Regions from separate parts of the Homo sapiens genome. Here region 2 is linked to region 1. Evidence: chromatin contacts called from ENCODE Hi-C or POLR2A ChIA-PET data. All regions are on one chromosome and are shown on one strand. Each heading gives the region's core, a stretch centred on a gene start or an enhancer-like site at or near the end of the contact. The rest is flanking DNA. Distances are from core to core; before and after follow the strand shown. Region 1 overlaps TMEM260 (transmembrane protein 260). Region 2 overlaps OTX2-AS1 (OTX2 antisense RNA 1).

What was found. A loop is a pair of places that touch in the nucleus more often than their neighbours do. ChIA-PET counts read pairs that join two places held with the same protein, here RNA polymerase II (POLR2A). Pooled maps may share reads with other maps.
Region 2: a loop to region 1 is called in a map of Calu3, with 2.0 times the contacts of the local background. The contact joins two enhancer-like sites. A Hi-C loop is called at or near these places in 11 of 168 maps with a recorded cell type or tissue (Caco-2, Calu3, GM12878 and 8 more), 10 of 37 single-sample maps with no recorded cell type and 13 of 50 pooled maps. POLR2A ChIA-PET finds 5 or more read pairs at or near these places in 1 of 52 experiments (activated naive CD4-positive, alpha-beta T cell).

What each region holds. Positions count from the first base shown.
Region 1 is chr14:56,646,546-56,653,142 of GRCh38, reverse strand. TMEM260 (transmembrane protein 260) reads right to left here. Exons shown (of 16, transcript NM_017799.4): 16 at 3,628-5,900. The coding sequence ends at 5,646. Among named protein-coding and RNA genes, the nearest start is that of TMEM260, 70 kb to the right of the region's middle. RefSeq lists an enhancer at 4,082-4,759. Within about 2 kb of position 2,875, at least 5 of the 41 ENCODE cell types and tissues checked have a DNase peak (open chromatin) inside an H3K27ac peak, as active enhancers do.
Region 2 is chr14:56,882,467-56,889,063 of GRCh38, reverse strand. The region is part of intron 1 of OTX2-AS1 (OTX2 antisense RNA 1); the gene reads right to left. Among named protein-coding and RNA genes, the nearest start is that of OTX2-AS1, 73 kb to the right of the region's middle. Within about 2 kb of position 2,448, at least 2 of the 41 ENCODE cell types and tissues checked have a DNase peak (open chromatin) inside an H3K27ac peak, as active enhancers do.

The DNA of each region.
Region 1 (6,597 bases), core at 1,626-4,125:
TTGTATTTTTTAGTAGAGACGGGGTTTCGCCACGTTGGCCAGGCTGGTCTTGAACTCCTCATCTCAGGTGATCCACCTGCCTTGGCCTCCCAAAGTGCTGGGATTACAGGCATGAGCCACCGCGCCCGGCCCATGGTGGTGTTTTTAATTCTATTTCATTATGAAAAAGCTGGTCAATTCTCACTCAATTGACTTCATGACCCACAGTTTGACAATCAGTTTAAATAAGCACAATCCTGCAACTGGAGGAACTGCCTCCAGGTGGATACAGGCGACTGCATAGGTTAATGGCTAAAATTCTAATCACTGAAAGAGAAACTTAACTGTGTAGATACAAGCCACATATTGAATGAATATGCTATAATTTTAGGGGAAAATTATGACACTCTAAGTAAAAACAAACACTAAGTACGAGTATTCTCTATCAGTGAAGTTGCTTGTTTTAAGCTCTGCATAATTGAACTCAGTTTTTTATGCTTTTAAGAACGAACTGTTTTGAAAACTTTCACCTGTCAGACTAAGGAACCCTAGTTTTTTGATAAATGAATCATTTTCCATTTATAAACAATCCTCTTTAAAGTTTCTGTAGCTTTTGCAAGAGTAATTTTTAAAAGCTCTTGAGTTTTTATAATAATTTTTTTTTTTTTTTTTTTGAGACACTCTGTCACCAAGGCTGGAGTGCAGTGGTGCAATCACAGCTCACCTCAACCTCCACCTCCCAGGCTCAAGGGACCCTCCTGCCTCAGCCTCTCAAGTAGCTGGAACCACAGGTGCATGCCACCTTGCCCTGCTAATTTTTGTATTTCTTTTGTAGAGACCAGGTTTCACCATGTTGCCCAGGATGGTCTCAAACTCTCGGACTCAAGCGGTCCACCCGCCTCAGCCTCCCAAAGTGCTGGCATTACAGGCATGAGCCACCACTCCCGGCCCTGAATTCCTGTGTCTTAGCTGATACTCAAGGATCCAGGGTAATGGGTGATTCACTTAGGTCCATAATCCAAGGATGAGAAAACTGGGTGTGATTTTCCAAGCAGTGTTCCCCTTTCAGTTTTAATCACACACACTTTTATATGTGAACAACCATCACTGGTATTAAAGATATCTTCAACAGTTCAACTATCTAAGGGAATATTTCATTTAGCTGAGAGAAATATCAAGTACCTTCTTTAAAAGGTTACATTTCAAAAAATACCCTTTCAGATAACACTTCTAAATAGAAGATGATTATGGTTTGTTATTTTAAAAACAGGACATAATCTCCATTTATTAGTTTGCAACGTTTATGAACTTAATGATTAAAAAATTTTATGCCATTTCCATCTATTGTACTTCACCCTATACTTCTTATACGCTAAAGTTTTGAAATGGTTAAACCTTAGATTTGGCTTATTTCTATGTATCTTTTATTATACTTATCCTCATCTAATGGCAACTATGTACCAGAAGACTTGCAACTCTGCAGTTACTCTGTGAGGTTGGATCACTGGGATAGGAGTATAGCCCCATAATTGTGCCTTTGTGTCTTGACCTTTATATTGTAACTTTCTCAACCTTGTAATATCATCGCAATGTTTGTATTGAAAATTAACCCTCACATCTAACTTTGGATCTGCAGCAAAGAGTCAGAGAACTCCACTTTCAGGCCAATAATTGTTGGCTTCACATGTACAGTGCTGGAAACGCTACTTGTCCTTCCCATGTGGCATCACCACCTTTTTTTTGTTTTCCAATATGGCATGAGCTAATCTTTCTAGTACATACAATTTCCATCAAATGTATGTTACATTGTTGAAGAGCAATCAGAATTTTTTTTTTTCCTGAAAAACCCCTTTTTCAGGATATATTCCTGTTTAATTTTCTATAGCTGAGTAAGCACACTGTACTATTCCTGGGGCTGTTTTAAAAATACTGTCTGTGCTGATCCAAATCAAACAGACCTTGAGAGGGTGCTGACAATGATGTCTTCATTGAATATGATCACTGCTAAAGCTTTAGCTCCTTGTTTGCTCTGTAATGCTGTGCCAAGATCTTGGCCTTTAGATGTTCCCAGAATCCCTGGAAACATTACTTATTTGTTTGTGAGTATCAGCATTAGAATGGTTTTGCATTCACAACAAAATGTGAATCTCTTACTGGGTTGAAGTTGTTTTCTTTAACTAACCATAAGACTTGAAGCCAGTTAGAACAGAATTCTAAGTAATATCCTGTGTTGATGCATTTATAAAACACACCAGAAGTCGGGAGTAACAGGATTCTATTTTTTTTCAACTTTGGTATAAAATTTTTCCTAAATATTAAAGCATTAACATTTAAAAATTCTGAGGGATATTGATGAGAACTATGATGAAAGATTCACAATATTTCACTTTTAAAACATAAACTTAAAAAACTACTCTTCATATCCTAGCCTGATGACTTAAAAGTTACCGGCAGAGTATCATAAAAATAAACCTAACACTCAAAATGGGTTTTAAATATCATAAAGGCTAAACATTATGATTCTACCAAGAGAAAACACTAAGAATATGAGCAGAAATAACATTTCACAATTTCTGTTTGAAGCTTTCAAAATAATACACTAGTAATTGATTCCCTTCTATTTTGGCTACATTTTGAGTAACAGAACAGAAGCATTGAACAAAATGGGTGCTTTTAAAAAACAACAAAAAAAGGCAAGTCAATACCAAGAACCAAGCATACTCCTATCAGAGGCAACAGCGGGGGCACAGGGAGTGTAGCCCACCCAGTGGTTAGTCAGATAACATGGGAGCCACCATCCGCTTCTCCACTTGCCCTCTGGTGCGTGCCAGCCTTGGTGCCAGGGCGGCAGGGCCCTGACGCATGTGGAGAGTCAGACAGTTTCACTGGCTCCCACTGGCTCTTCAGGCCGAAGTCCAGGCAGAAGTTGGCCTTGTGGGGTTCCTGTCTTCCTGCCAAACCATGGCACTCCCGGGACACTGCTAGAACGCTGGCCAAATCTTGCATGAGAAGTCACCTCCATTACAGTCTCCTCAATGTCGGGGGTCAGACTACAGGAAACCCCTTTTATCAGATTTTATGGAGTCTGTACACTAGCCAAGGAAAGTAAGAGAAAGAAAAAGAAAGCAACTTGTTTAACCTCACCTAATAGAAAGGAAAGGATTCTCCAAAGTAGTTCATCTGGGAATGAAGCCCAACATCCCTAAATCTCAGCTCAGTTTACTAGTTTTTCATTTACCAGTGGTTTTTAGAAACTTAAATCATTATGATCCTATCTACTCCGGGCCATCATATCATTGGTTTCTCAAAGAGAGAGTGGCCCAAAGTCACTGTTGCACACATATAGAATAATCTAGGTACCATTTGACAATAATCTATACACAAAGCACATTCAGCCATACACATATCTCTATAGTACAGACACATATTTAAAAAATTTTTACAAGCAGACAGTCTCAAAAAGAGGTCTTCATTTGCCATTCTTAAGGCTACTAATAGGAAATATAACTTTTAATAAGGTTCCTCAAACACCACATGCGTATGTAGATGCAGAGATGAATATTCACATATCTGTGTATAGATGTTCAGAAACAAACACAACCACCACGCATATGTGCAATCTCTTTTCTGAACCAATAAAGACAATGCTTTCCTAAGGAATGTTTGAATTTTATTGTACTTTTTTTTTTAAAGAAAAGAGAATATCATAATCTTACACAATTTCTTTCAAATGGATAAACTTAGACAATTTATCAATGCTTCCTTACATTTTTACACCACGCTGAACTCCAACAGGTTTTTGTTTTAAGGTAAACCAGGTTTTTGGTCCTTCCCTGTGGAGAAGTTACTTTCAAGTCAGTGAAAGTTCTTGGCCCATGATTAAAAGTCTTTGCCAATTAGTACTCAACAACTTCAATTCATTTTTTTCTGGTTCAAGATGAGTAGGAGCCTAATAAGGCTGTGATAAAAGGGCAAAAGGCACTGAGAGCCAAAAGCGGATTAATGAGCTCCTCCATTTATTTGTCTTCCTAACAGCTGAACTGTTACAACTATTGACACTCTTCAAAAGGTTCCGCTCTGAACCCTGTCCAGGCACTGCAGGCTCCAATGGACATCTTCAAATCCAGAGAATGGAGGGGCAAGAGCTTCCCCTGTGTGATGCCAAAACCAACAAAGCCCCATGGATCAGGTAATGAAACTTCAGCTTTTCCCCCTTTGAGATTTATTTACTGGCAGCTGACAAGGGGCAAATTCAGCTCGAATTGTGCAGTCAAGGCCCTGTCAAGCTTTTAGAGGCACCCTTGTCTTGAAGCACCTTCATGACTGGCATTTCACTCAAAAGCCCTCGGCACTGGTCCTTAACAGCTTATGACATCACAAAGGACACTCCAGACAGATGCCTACATGGCATCCTGCAGCATTTTAAAAGAGAATTAGTGGTTTTAATTATGGTCGTAGTATGAAAGGGAACCATGCAAGCTCCACAGGAGACCTTTGATCAGACCCTTTTGCTAGTACAATGCCACGGAACTGTGACTATTCCTGGTAAGGGGCCTTTTCTTGCTGAATGACTCACCAGTGATCTTTGAATGCAGACAAGCTTCTAGCCCTCCCTCTTCATTAGTGAGCATTTCTATACAGGGGCCTATATAGTGCTTGGAGTCTAGGAGCTATACAATTGGGGGGAAAAGAAGCCCTACAGATTCTGGCCTCTACTTAGGAAGTGCTGAAGGACTCTGAGTGACTTTATTCATTAAAACAGGTTGCTATTAATTAACTGTCATAATAAAATAAAGAACTATTATTTGCATTTCTTACTATGTTCTCTTTAGTAATATGTATAAAAGATGCTTGTAACAGAAATGAATTTATTGGGCCACTTCCCCATCCCCCCCAATCCCTGCCTTTTTTTCCCCTTTGCATTTTGGCAGCAGGAGCCTACTAATTATTGGGTCTAGATCTCTGAGTCCAAATAGAAATAAAACATAAATATAAAATTAATTAAGTAAATGCAAAATCTTTTTTACTCGCCAGTTTCTGCAACTGAAATAAGCAAACATCAAATTAACTTTTTTTTTTTTTAGTGATTTCCAAGAACGATCTAAGACAGTAAAACACAAACTTTTTTCAAAATATCACCCATTTGGTGTTTAGCTTGAAGTGTAAGACTATGTAACAACTATAGCTACTTTGTAAAAAATGTACTCTCACCTAAAGCCTAACATGATTCATTTTTTTTTTCCAGGAAACAGAAAATGTCTTTGGTCTGGTATTAATATCAAAAGAATTTAACTTTAAAACTGATCCCAATAAGCATGGCCCTTACACAGTTCATGACCAATATTTAGTTATATGAAAATGGTTCATTCTCTTCTAGAATCTAATCCAGTGCAGTCATCTGGTGAAAGACTGGAAGTCAGAAGACTTTTCAAAAGCTTCTCACTGAAATGGTAATTTGGTAACACGGGATAAACAGAATTTTGCATAAATAGCAGACCTTAGTCACTGAATACCCCATTAAACAGTACTGCTGGACCATGATACTTATATCTGGGAGATGACTTAGTTTTAAATTTTTTATGCAGTTTCTTTTCTTGAAGGAAAAACTTCCAGACTTCAGAATTTTGGAAGCTGAACGATGAGCAGGTTTTTCATATTTTGCTGTCTCAGACATTTTTCCTATTTCTCAGACTTTGCAGTTCTTTTCTTAGGTGCTTTAGAGCACCTAAAATATCAGCTTGCTGTGGGTCATTCGGTGCTTTCTGAGAGTACAGACGGAAATGTCTGATGGTTTCCGATAACAGCACTTCAGGATCTGCATCTCTTGCCTGAAGACGCAGCATCCGCTCACAGGCGATGGCATAGTTCTTGTGCCAATTCACTGGGTGCTCCTTTTGTAAATAGACAATCTCCTTATAAAGCTAGAAAACAGCAGAAATGTTGGTATTCCATTGTTATTCTTTGACTTTTTTTTTTTCAAAAACAAAAAAACACAGAGGAATTAATAACAAGAAAAAAAAATTCAAGCAGCCTCCAGTAAAAATCTAATCATTGCTAAGCCATGCAGAGAACCCAAGAATGTTACTGCAATTATTACAGTAGCAGGAGGCAAATATGCTGCTTCTAAAACTGCTTCTGAGGTTTTTAGATGTTGCAGGGGAAACCGAAGACACAGTGTTAGGACAAAATGCTCTTCCTCCAGAAAGATGTTCTGGGGAAGGGATTTAGTTTTAATTCATGGAAAGCTATTTACTCAACAGGCAGAAGGGTTGAAACTCTAAATTTAGCTGTTGGAGAACAAAAAAAAAAAACAGCTTTCTTTAGAAGACTGCCTGGAAAAAGAACTTGAAGGAATTTAAATTTTTGTCCCACATTTTTGACAGAAATTTCTCTCTACATTAAAAACAACACTAACAACACTAGCAACGATAAAACAATCCAGACAAATTCATCATCAGAGAGGCTGGGTGTGATAGAATTTAAGAGATATCCATAAAGTGAGATACTGAAAAGCTTCACAGTATCCTGTAATTTATAATTTTGATAGTTAAAACTTTGCCCATAGGAATTTAGAATTTCATTTTTCAACATCAGAGACAGTATTAATTGGATAGAGTT
Region 2 (6,597 bases), core at 1,199-3,698, 240 kb before region 1:
GGCTTTTTGATTCATGATTGTTCCGATTAGCTTTGAAAATTCACGTTTCTGTCTAGTTCCATGTTTTGCTTGAGTGAGCTCAAATTATGCTCTTGACTCAAATATTATTACAAGCGTAAATACTTTGGAGATGTAAGTGTCTGCCACTGATTTGGGGGGTATTTGTTTTATTCATTTTCATCTGGCGAGTTTAAAATATGAGCAAACTTTTCATGGAGGGTTTGGGGCATTTGTTTGAACACTCCTGGAGTAATTGGAAATGCAACAATTGTTTAAAAAGTGGCATTGTCCATGAAAAGATTTAGTGAGGGATGAAGAAATTTCTTGAACCTAAAGACCTAATCTGGTGATCCAATTCTCCCCACTGTGTCCATTCCCGTGAAACTCCATTTACTTGCCCCTATCCGTCACTAGCTCCCTGCATCCTACCTAGCCAATCCTCTAGGTTTCCCACATTGTCTCCTCTTTTGTCTTTTCAGTCTAAACAGAAGAACAACAGATAGGGTTCTGAAGGGCAGGGAGCATCAGGAGCTGCAGGAGAATGGCTGAGATGAGGGTCAGAGTCCTGCCCCTACTGCCAACAGTTACTAGGGTTTGTGCTGCCCGGCTGAACAGTGTTCAAAGGCTTTGCTGGGCTTTGTTCCACTGTGTAGGGATTAGGCCTGGCGGTCTGAGAATTTGCCTTCTAATTAAAAAGGATAAAAGATAGAAGTAGCATTAGACTAAAACAGAGCAGTGATACTTCACAGGCTGATTTTTTTTTAAAGTCACAAGACAACACTAAAAGTTGTCAGGATATTTTATTTCTTTAGGATTCCGCTCAAATTAAGAGAAAACTTTGCAAACTCTTCCCAGCTGTTGTGCATGGCACATGGAAGTCTAATTGCATCTAAAATATCTGCTGTTTACAGTGAGACTGTTTTGGTGGGGGATTTGCAGTCAGCATTGGAGAATGAAGGCTGCTTCCAGAGCCACTTTCCTCTTTTTCAAATGCTGGCAAGAAATTAATTCTACCAAAAGTGATTTCTGCTTTTCACTCCACCCCAGTGTGCCTTGCTCTCAAGCTTTCCAATGCCTACTCTACCTATTCTCTTCAAGGATCAATCATTCTTTTCATCTCCTTGCAGCTGTATACACTATCTTAACCAGGTGTGAAATGCAATTAAGAAATAATTCTGACCTCACAGTCTTTTTTTTCTTAATAGCAATCTGATGGAGGGCAATTTTTTAATCTTTCACATCATCACTGTGGACAGTAAATGCAATTCTGTGCCTACATTTTGTTAAGAAAGGAGCCATCTACAGATCCAGGGGAAGACTGGCAGCATCCAAACAGATGATGCATCATCTTAAAACACGATTGCTTGCCATCCACTGTGGCTCTTTTTGTCGTGTATAAAGAGCTATATGCTTTCAGGAGAAGCACAACTCACACTTGTTGAATTAAACAAGAGGCTCGGGTGTTTTGCCAAGTACTCCAGAGACTGGTTCTACTCTCACACAGGAAGAAATTTGAGGTGAGAATTTCTGTTAGAAATGCTGATGAGATTATATACATTAGTTGAGGTGTTTTTTTTTTTAAGAGGGAAAAAAGGGAGGAAAGAGTTTTGTGGAGGACTTCAGAGCTTTCAAAGCCACTGAGCTCAGATTGCATACAAGTATAAAGGAATGCTCTCTTGTTCCCACAAAGCTCATGTTACGTCATGAAGCTAAAGGACTGCATTTCTTATTTTCCACTTTTCTTATTTTTGTTTTCAATTTGCCCAGTGTAAACAAGTAATGTTCCCTTAGTAAATGAATTTTTTTCTTAAGTATGAGATTATAATGGGACTAATCTGTGTATTTCAGGACACACAGAAGCACGTTCCTGTTCACTTTTTAGAAAAATCCATAATGTTTTTAGCTTTATTTTATTCACTTGATCTAGTTACCAGTTGACTATATTGGGCAGACACGGAAACGTGGAAATCTGCGGAAGAGCACAGAGCCATCTCACTATTTAGTGCATAAATTTTGGGGCAAAGTCTGTGACTATCGTTTTCATCAGAAGATGTTCAGTAGTTCTAATTTTTTTAATTTTGGCTTTTTAAAAACTGTAATGCCTGACTGGAATTAGTACATCAGCGGCTGTATTTTTTAAGTGTCTGAATTACGTTAGGCAACTATACTAAATATTTACGAAACAATGCTTGCGAAATAATCCGTATTGATTTCCATCATAAGCTGTGTGTAAAAGAATAAAAAGGTTCTCTCCAGTTCTGAGTTCAGGGACAGCCATGGTAATTTATGTTAAGTTTCAGTCCCTTCTTTTATTTTTGTCTTTTTGAGATGACCATTCCCCCTGCTGATTTTCCAAATGTAGCAAAGCTGGATCTACTAGTTCCACTCTAAAGAAAACAAAGATAATAATCTGATTTAGACATTGAAGAACATCAGTATGAATGGCAACAGTAGTAGAGAACAGTGAGTCAACATTTCTCTCTTTCCAGTTCAGCTTCTCTTTAGCATTTAAAATATGTCAGCCAGTAGTACAAAGCCAAACCATTAAAAGAATGTAATTCACAATATTTTGGCTTCTATTTTTCACCAGCTTCTGAGTAATATATTGTACAAGAAAGGGGCCTTTGTTGTGTTTATAATACATGTATAACCTGGTGGGAAGCCGAATAAAAAATGTATATTATTTGCATAACTTGAACTAAAGAACCTAGTGCATTATTGGGTCTTGAATGTCTTAAATTTAAGTGAGCTGGCTTAAGAGTAATATTACTCTATTACTGTTCTGTAATTCATATAATGAAATCATACAGCTAAAAAAAATTTAAGGTTTTAACAATGATAAGTGGAACCTGATTTTTGAACTCCTTTTTAATGAAAACAGTAATTTATAAACTGGCACATATGTGCCCTTTTTTGTTTGCTGACAATAAAAGTCTGTTGCATTTGTATCCTTTCATCTGCTCTCCCCTCTGTGCATGTAAGAGAAGCCAATTTAGCCTAATGGATGTTACAGGAATGCTAGGCACCAAGGACAAACAGCCTCATGGAAAATCAACGGATCCGCTTCCCAGACAAGACCATTGGAATGCCTGGAGCTCCATGTAATTTTCTGTGTCCTGACAACCTCCCCAACCTGAGTTTCCTTCAAGCCCACCACCTGAGCCATCTGAGCAAGTTGAGCTAGGCTGAAGCTCCAATGCTGTCACACTTTGTATTGTATATAGAACAAGAATAGATGGACTTCCCCTTATGTGGGTGGTACTAGTCATCTTTAATTCTTATGGGTGAGGGAAGTTTTCCTTTAGTAGAAACATAAACACATAGCAATGCCCCTTTCCCCACTCAGGAGATGTGCATTCACTTTTAAAATAGCTGCTGTTATTTAGTATTCATATATGTAGAATAGGCTCTTAAATGCTTCTAATAACAGTATCATAGAAGTTCACATTGCCTGCCTGGCTGAGTATCCTAACTTACAGCTAAAGAGAGATTGTTCTCTAGCTCTATTTGGAAATAAAGGATGTGGTGTATGACCAGATGTTGGAAGCCTCCCTTCTTGTAATATCAAATAAGTATAATTATAATATATGTTAACTATTTACAATCACTAAAATGTTTCTTGGAAAGACTAGGAATGACTAAATTAGTAAACTAATAGAATGAAAAATAAAAATGGTCAAATGTATAGAAGCAAAGAGAAATTGTCTGAAATAAGATATTACACATTGAAATATTTATAGTATCTATTATCAAATAAATGCAAATGTCAAATACAAACTACATTATCTTTTATTAATGACTTTAAGTATATATTTTTAAAATGTTAAACCACTCATATGGAGCCAGTGAAAAGTTTTCTACCTAGTGTAGTTTTTTCTACAGTTGATGGAGTATATCTCCTTCCTGAGAATGTGATGCTACAGGCATAATTGTAATAAATTGTTAACTCTGTAATCTAAAAAACTATACTGAGAATGTAATATCTAACTATTTTTAATCTTCCTTTTTAAAAGCAAAGTCTGAAACATATCAGCTCAGTTGCAATCATCCTTTAAAAAGATTAAAGCCATCAACCTAGTTCTACAAATGGCAACCTAAAGATCCTTCTGCTTTTTGTTTCTGGAAGGAGAGGGATGGGGGAGGGGAGAATTTGGAGAGGAGGTGTTGGCTTGAAAAATAGGCTTGGACGAGTTGCAAGCTCTGAAAACAGATTTCTTTATCTGCAAGCCAGGTTGGAGCGCATCCCCAGCTTGCTATTCTGAGCCACCTCGTCCAGTTGAGAAGACTGCCATCTCTAGGATGGCGTATGAGCGGGATGCTTTTTCACTTCCACGGCTCTGGACTTTTTTCTGTCTTAGGTCTCTCCTAAGCAGGAAAATGCCAGTTTTGCCAATCTGTGTTCTTGGTGATATGGACTACCATCTATCTGTGTGGGGCTGGGATCACAAACGTCCTTTCATTGGCAATATGATCTGGATTGGGACCAAGGTCATAAGGTAAATAGCCAGTGCTTTATCCTATCAGCCAAGTCCTTGATAAGGGGTGCTCTTTGATGTTGAGAATGATAGTTGGCTTTTTCAGAACTAATATCCAAAACAGTAATACATAATGCATTTGTTTCTATCTTACAGCTGCTGATACATGGTTGAAGGTTAATTTAAAGATTATTTAATGACAAGAGCTACTTTAATTCAATCAAATGCTTCAGAAAACAAAAATTATCCTCTACTAATGAAAAAAAAATTGTAAGCAAATACATCTACAATTTTCAACATCTTCCCAATTCATTATATTTCTTCTTTTAATACAAGCCAGTAGCTGGCTGGGTTGAATCCTTCTTACTGATGATGGCTCTCTCTCCATGGCTGCATTATGGTTGAATTATTTACAGTACACAATGCCCCTTGTACAGGGCATAAAGACTTCTACTGATGCAGAGAATGATTCTATCTACTATATTGGTAATAACTGGCTTCCACCCTGATGGCTAATTGTGATGAAAAAAAGCTCCATTTCTTCACATCCTTTGGTTCTGAAGATCCTGTCTCTTCTTTGCTTAACTGAACCACATGAACATGGAGCACATAACGTGTTTGCTTTTCCACAGGCTTGTGTCAGACGCTTTATCAGGGCAAATACTATGCACATTACCCATGATTTTTGCAGTTTTTTTCTTGATAAATTTATTGCTTCATCTGGGCAGCCTGCTAACCTGATCCTTTACCATTTCTCCTGCGACACATGGTTTTGCTGAACTTAACCCTGACTGGATTTCCAAAGATGTTAGGAAGAGAACTAACAAAAATGTGGGTGAAGGAACAAAAAAATAGAGATCTGAAGGCTGAAGTTCATAGCAAGTGATAGGTTACATCAACTTGGATGCCAGATATATACAAAAATCAGGGGCTGAAAAACATCTACTCTCCTTTTATAAAAAGAGGATAAGCCACATTATTTAACTATCTTCCAATTTTTTTATTACTGAAAAAAAAAAATGCTGTGGCACTTTGGGAGGCCGAGGCAGGTGGATCAGCTGAAGCTGGGAGTTTGAGACCAGCCTGGCCAACACGGTGAAACCCCCGTCTCTACTAAAAATACAAAAATTAGCCAGACGTGGTGGCACGCACCTGTAATCCCAGCTATTCTGGAGGCTGAGGCATGAGAATCGCTTGAACCTAGGAAGCAAAGGTTGCAGTGAGCTGAGATTGCGCCACTGCACTCCAGCCTGGGTGACAGAGCAAGACTCTGTTTCAAAAAAAAAAAAAAAAAAAAAAAAGCTGTGAAAATATCTTGGGTTAAAAAAAACTATTTTCCTGGATTTAGAGGGTACAAGTGCAGTTTTGTTCCATGGATATGTTGCATAGGTGAAGTCTTAGCTTCTAGTGTAATTGTCACCTGAATAGTGTACATTGTACCCATTAGGTAATTTCCCATCCTTCACTCCCCTCCCACTCTCCGACCTTTCTGAGTCTCCATTGTCTATTATCCCACTCTCTATGTCCATGCGTACACATTATTTAGCTCCCACTTGTAAGTGAGAACATGTGGTATTTGTTTCTGAGTTATTTCACTTCATATAATGGCCTCCAGTTCCATTGAAGTTTCTGCAAAAGACATAATTTCATTCTTTTATATGGCTAAATAGTATTCTGTGGTGTATATACCAAAAAAAATACCTTAGGCTTTACTGGCCTCTGTAAGTACAATGTGCTCTTAATCTACTCTCTTACTAGGTTGATAGTAGCAGAACTAGTCACAACAATAACTAGCCTCTATAAATGCTTGCTGTGTACCAACTCATTTAATCCTCACGTCACCCCCATTTTACCAAGCAGAAAACTGAGGCACAGAGAAGTTACGTATCTTGTTCAAGGTCACACAGTTGAACCTAGCAGTGGGCTTGAAAGCCTGCCCTTTTAACCACTATGCTATGAGCAACCAAACACCATCTCATGGAAAGGAATGTTGTAGAATGACACATCCTATGTTTTTATTAAACATGAGTATTTAAAAGCAGATTGCCTGGATTCAAATCTTTGACTAGTTATATGATGTGAGGCAACTTACTCAACCTTTCTGTGATAGTTTTCTCATCTG